Linked DNA regions of Homo sapiens: region 1 is linked to region 2. A link is a loop called in an ENCODE intact Hi-C map of the cell type or tissue named here. Cell type or tissue: endothelial cell of umbilical vein. All regions are shown on one strand. Each heading gives the region's core, and the rest is flanking DNA. Links, peaks and the distances in the headings are about the cores only.

Region 1 (2,912 bases), core at 111-2,610, 790 kb before region 2:
AGCTGCAGATGTCACATTCAGTCTTTTTTTCTTTTTTTTTTTTTGAGACAGAGTTTCGCTCTTGTTGCACAGGCTGGAGTGCAATGGTGCGATCTCAGCTCACCGCAACCTCAGCCTCCCGGGTTCAAGCGATTCTCCTGCCTCAGCCTTCCGAGTAGCTGGGATTACAGGCATGTGTCACCACGCCTGGCTAATTTTGTGTTTTTAGTAGAGACGGGGTTTCTCCATGTTGTTCAGGCTGGTCTCAAACTCCCGACCTCGGGTGATCCACCCACCTCGGCCTTCCAAAGTGCTGGGATCACAGGCATGAGCCTCTGAGCCCAGCCAGATGTCACATACAATCTTAAAGTTCTTGACCCTGGTCCTTATAGTAGTTAGCATATTAGTTCTTTACCTGTACATTTGAAAGGGGAAATTTTTCATTAGCAGCAAACGTATTATATATTAAGATCCTATTTCACATTTACCAACCAGCTCAAGATTTAAGTACCAAGGTACTTAATGTGCCCAGTTTTGTGTCTGAATTAACAGATCTTATTCAAGGTCATGCTGTTATAGACAGATTCTTGAGAGGGAAGCCATTGAGGTGGTTATAAAGGAGGCTGTCATTTGAGTTAGATCCTTGGTTGTTTGTAGGCCCTGTAGGCCTCTTTCATCTCTATTTTTTCATTTTTTTGAGACAGTCTCACTTTGTCACCCAGGTTGGAATGCAGTGGCATGATCATAGCTCATTGTAGTCTTGAACTCCTGGGCTCAAGTGATCCTCCCACCTCAGCCTCCCGAGTAGCTGGGACTACAGGTGTGAGTTGCCACCCCTGACTAATCTTACTTTTTTTTTCTGTAGATGAGGTCTATTTTACCTAGGCTGGTCTCAAAACTCCTGGCCGCAAGTGATCTCAAAGCAAAGGAATCACACGCATGAGCTGCTAGGCCCAGCCACTTCCATCTTTAAAGTGGATTTTTGGGAGAATGTTAGAAAGATTTAATTCTTGAAGGTATACACTGTTGAGCATTTGTCACGTTTCAGTAAATAATTGAGTTCTTGGAGCCCAGTGGTTTTCTAGAAACTTTGGTGAGAAATCTAGACTTAAACCTTTTAGGTAGAGCTGGTTACATTATCCAAGGTGGATTTATTCTAGCAAATACTTATGTGACTACTCTGCTAGACACTGAGGTTCTCTGGTTGTAGAAATAAGTCATGCTGTAATAGACAACAGTAGATAATTTCAAAGAGATGTGCATGGTGCTCTGGGGCAGAGGAGAGACATTTCATCATCCATGAAGGGGTCAGGAAAGATTCTTTGGATGAGGTGCAGTGCCATTTTAAGCCTCCAGGCCAGGCATAGCTGATCAGGCCATGTGTATCTCCCCATTTTACTGTTGCAGCAATGCTAGGTATAATAGGGACAAACCTGTGGAGATGCCCGGTATTCCAGCAGCTCAATCCAGTCTGATTTTTGTTTTAGCTGCTTCCCCCTAGTGTTGGGGAAGGGGAGTTAGGATGTATAAATTCTCATGTCTCTTGAGGTAAAGAGATAAGGCTGTTCTATTCTTTATAAATATACTGCTGCAGGATGTGTGATCCTATCAGCCTTACTAAAGAAAATGCATTTCTCAAATCTTAGAGAATATTTTTGCATCATACCTTAGAGCTATAAAGGGGATAAAATGAATTAAAAGGTAATGTGAAATAATAGAGCCTCTAGAATCCCACACTATTTTGGCTCTGCTACTTTGTAGCCCTGGGGAAGGTACTTATGTTTCCTCATACATACATACAGTGGGTCTCTTGGCTGCCTTAGTGTTACTGTGAGGTTTAACTTTGTACAGTGGGGTGGAATGCTGCCTGCTGTAGTAGATATTCAGTAAGTCTCCCTTTTGTAGCATCATTATTCTCCTCACCTTACCAGTAGTGCCTTACAGACTTACACATATTTAAGACCGTATATGTGGAATTGTGATGAATTTACAGCAGTATTGTAGTGTTTGTTTATAAAATTTAGCTGATGGGAAGCTATATATTATATTTGGGTCAAACACTGAATTTCAGCCTGTCTCCCATGGAAATAACCGTTTGGAACGTGTTTCTTGTTCTGCTATGACATTTGGAGAGTTGATACTTTCTGAAATATGTAAAGATGAAAAAGTAATAAAATATGTAAATCATTTCTACCCTGCTAACTGGCATTTAGGCAAGCCTCTAAGCATCTCTGGGCTTCAATTCCTTCAATTGTTGGATGAAGAGTGTTTTTGGTTTGTTCGTTCTTTTTTTTTTTTGATAGAGTTTTTGCTTTTGTTACCCAGGCTGGGGTGCAATGGCGCAATCTCCGCTCACTGCAACCTCCACCTCCCAAGTTCAAGCGATTCTCCTGCCTCAGCCTCCCAAGTAGCTGGGATTAGAGGCATGTGCCACCACGCCTAGCTAATTTTTGTATTTTTAGTAGAGACAGTGTTTGACCATGTTGGTCAGGGTGGTCTCGAACTCCTGACCTCCAGTGATCTGCCCGCCTCTGCCTCCCAAGATGCTGGGATTACAGGCATGAGCCACTGCGCCCGGCTGATAAAGAGTCTTGACTAGACAATTTCCACATGTTTAGTTTAGCTAGTATTTCAGAATCTTAACCCAAAATACTTATTTATTTTTATTATTATTATACTTTAAGTTCTAGGGTACATGTACACAACGTGCAGGTTTGTTACATAGGTATATATGTGCCATGGTGGTTTGCTGCACCCATCAACTTGTCATTTACATTAGGTATTTCTCCTAACGCTATCCCTCCCCCAGTCCCCCACCCCCCAACAGGCCCTGGTGTGTGATGTTCCCCTCCCTGTGTCCATTTGTTCTCATTGTTCAACTCCCACTTGTGAGTGAGAACATGCAGTGTTTGGTTTTCTGTCCTTGTGATATT
Region 2 (2,841 bases), core at 342-2,841:
AATTACTGCAGATAATTATTCAACCCTCTAGTGTTAGGCAGGGACCAGTAGGGAAGGCCTTTTCCAAATGTTTCTGCCTGAGGCTCTCAAGAGTCAGACAGCAGGGCTAGAGGGGATTAATGTCAGGATGCTTGTTTCATACCCGCCTCACAGTGGCTGGGGCCTTGGGGATCAGCCTGAGCAATCCTGGGCCTCCTAAGCAACTAATGCTTAAATACATCATCTTAAAAAATGCACCCTGACACTTCTAATCAATGGAAGGTTATTTTTGGGGCTGGAGGCCATGTCAATCATGACTGAGCATATAACCTTCCAGGCCCCAGGACAACTTTGGTGGCTGGGCCCCAGCAGCAACCTTGTGTCTATTACACGAGTCGCCAGTTTCAAGACTGCCAAAGCAGCACTCATTTTCTCCTTCCTATTTCAAGTCCTGCCACCCCCCACCCCCCACTCACCCAGAGTCATTTTTAGAAGACTCCAGTTAAGGTTAGAGCAATGAGACAAATGTCAGGGTAAGAGTCTGAGCTCTAGAGTCTGACAAATAGGGGTTCAAATCCCTGCTCCAGCTGTTTAACCTTGGGCGAGTGCCTCAGCCCCACAGACTGGGCATTGCTCTGTTGCATCATGAGGGTCTCCAGCCTCGCTGGGATTTGTTGAGGATGACGCTATGTAAGGCCTGGCAGAGTGCTGGGCCAGTGCTGGGCGGGTGGCAGGTGCTCCTATAATGGTGGCCCATCCTCCATCTCTTCTAGTAGGAGCCTCAGTTTACCCTCAGTTTAGAGAACAAATGTGGCCCAAACTCTTGGTTTCCTTGGGAGTAAGGGCTGCCTCTGGACTACTGTGGTCACTGAGTTCAGGGGACAATATTCTATTGGCCTCTGGCACTGGTGTAACATCACCCCCAGGGCTCCATGTTGAGGGAAGGAGCAAAGGGCAAGAGGCACGGGGAGTCCAAGGGCCTTCCTGGGACCTTGTGATTCCCAGTGTCACAACTGCCTCAGTTTCACAAAGAATCTTCCAAGTCCCAGAAGCCCCGCAAAAACCGAATTCCCCTTCTGGGTGCATCATCTCAGCACTAATGCACACCCAGCCTGCCCCTGACTCTTGCTGCCATGCAGCCTATGGCCCCCCTGCTCTTCTCAGGACCCTAGGCTAGGAGTCTAGCCCGTTTCCTAACAAATAATCTTCACTGGATCATCTGAAAGGAGATATTGGGCAGATGTATTTCTCCTACTACCTAAGGTGGGGCTTCCAGTAAGAGCTGGGAAGAGGGTCCCCACTGGAGTGCTCAAACTCTCCATTCCACTGCTAAAATGGCCATTCTCAAGGTTGCTTCAAGAACTTGCTCCCCCCTGCACTGGGCCAGGCAGACACAACTGGCATTCTTTGGGGATGACTTAGCTCTGAGAAAGAATAGCAACTCCTTTCCCTTCACACTTGCTTTCCTTTCTCCTCGTCCTCTCCCTCCCCTGCTTTTTGTTCTCCTGCAAACAGTCTACTTCCTTGCCGTGATTACTATCTTTTCCTGACAGGGTTCAATAAGGCTGGTCCAAAAGAAGAAACCACCACTCAGCTTCCGAAACTCTTCCTGACCGAGCCCTGAGAGGGGCGATAAAGTGCGAGTCTGGAGGGGTGGAGGCTGGAGAAAAACTATGAGGCTCCAACCTCTGGTTCCGCCATACCAACCCCATCATGTCACTCATTTCTCGAGAGCAAGGAAAGCCGGACGGTGGGAAAGTGGGTGTTTACTAAAGGAACACAGCAGGCATGAAGAGAACCAGACTTTGACCTTGGGCCACCAGAGGAAGAGTCTGAAATCCTTGGGGTCCCTTGGTGGGGTTTCTTGGACTCCCATAGGGGGAGATGCAGCAGTGATGGCTGTGTCTGCTTCTCTGGAAAAGATGCTGGGCAAGATGAGAAGCGTGAGGCAGGGCCTTGTTTCTAGGAACACTTATTTCTCCAAACTCTCTAGACTTCTTGCCTCCCCGGGTCTTCCTGCTTCCATTCTGGCCCCTTACAAACCATGCTCTGCATGTAGCCAGAGAGAGCATTTAGAAAAGGTAAACCAAATCACATCCCCTGAGGGCCTCCCAGCACACTCAGAATCAAACTCTAAGTCCCTACCATGGCCCAGCAGCCTCTCCTGAGCCTCACCAGAAAAGGGCCCACTTGGACCCAGAATCCTTTCCCACTGCAGGCTGCAGACGCAGGGAGCATATGGCAGGAAATGAAGAGGAGAGACAAGTAAGCTCCTGCCCTGGTGTAAGATGCTGAGAGGTCTCTAATCAGACCACTGGGCCTTTCCAGCCTCTAGTTAGGAATGCCTCCCAATAATCACAGAAAGCAAGCTGCTCATATTTTCTTAAAAAATCTCCAGAGAAGGAAGTCCCACCTTCTTCCTGCTTAACTTGGAAACAGTTTGGCAATCATTCCCAACCTTGCCTTTAGGAAGTTCTTTCTGAAATCTAACCTTTAACCCCCTGCTGCAATTTGTGTACTCTGGGGACTCTAGTTACTTGAATGCTACAGCTAAGCAGACAATGGTGCCTATCTCTGAATTAAGGCAAGGGACACCACTAACTTCTTAGGGGACCTCAGCTAAGTCCCTCTTCTCTGCCAGGCATTAGCTCTCCCTTCTCAGGTTGGAGGTGGGGTGGATCTTGCTAGCTCTGACACAAGCTGTGATCTTGAGGCTCTCCTCCCTGAGAGACCTGTGCTGGAAGAAAGCCAGGAGTTGGAAAGCCCAAGGTGGGGAGAGTTACCTGACTTCAGCATGCTGGAAGTGCGGGCTGCCGCGGGCACGGTACCGTGGGTCAGTGACAGCAGTGGTGGTCTCATGAG

Evidence for each region. A loop is a pair of places that touch in the nucleus more often than their neighbours do. Peaks named below come from ENCODE experiments on the same cell type or tissue, not always from the same donor. Only the 100,000 strongest peaks of a DNase experiment are listed, where the experiment ranks them.
Region 1: it touches region 2 in a loop (4-fold over the local background); 6 of 110 quality-filtered maps call a loop at or near these places.

What each region holds. Positions count from the first base shown.
Region 1 is chr3:133,577,334-133,580,245 of GRCh38, forward strand. The region is part of intron 2 of CDV3 (CDV3 homolog); the gene reads left to right. Among named protein-coding and RNA genes, the nearest start is that of CDV3, 5.1 kb to the left of the region's middle. In endothelial cell of umbilical vein, for the core only: a CTCF peak has its summit at 1,475 (motif pointing left); a DNase peak (open chromatin) is centred at 1,438.
Region 2 is chr3:134,367,938-134,370,778 of GRCh38, forward strand. AMOTL2 (angiomotin like 2) reads right to left here. Exons shown (of 10, transcript NM_016201.4): 2 at 2,763-2,841. Among named protein-coding and RNA genes, the nearest start is that of MIR6827, 1.5 kb to the left of the region's middle. In endothelial cell of umbilical vein, for the core only: no CTCF peak of the experiment used is centred there; DNase peaks (open chromatin) are centred at 1,544 and 2,464; H3K27ac peaks cover 2,435 bases.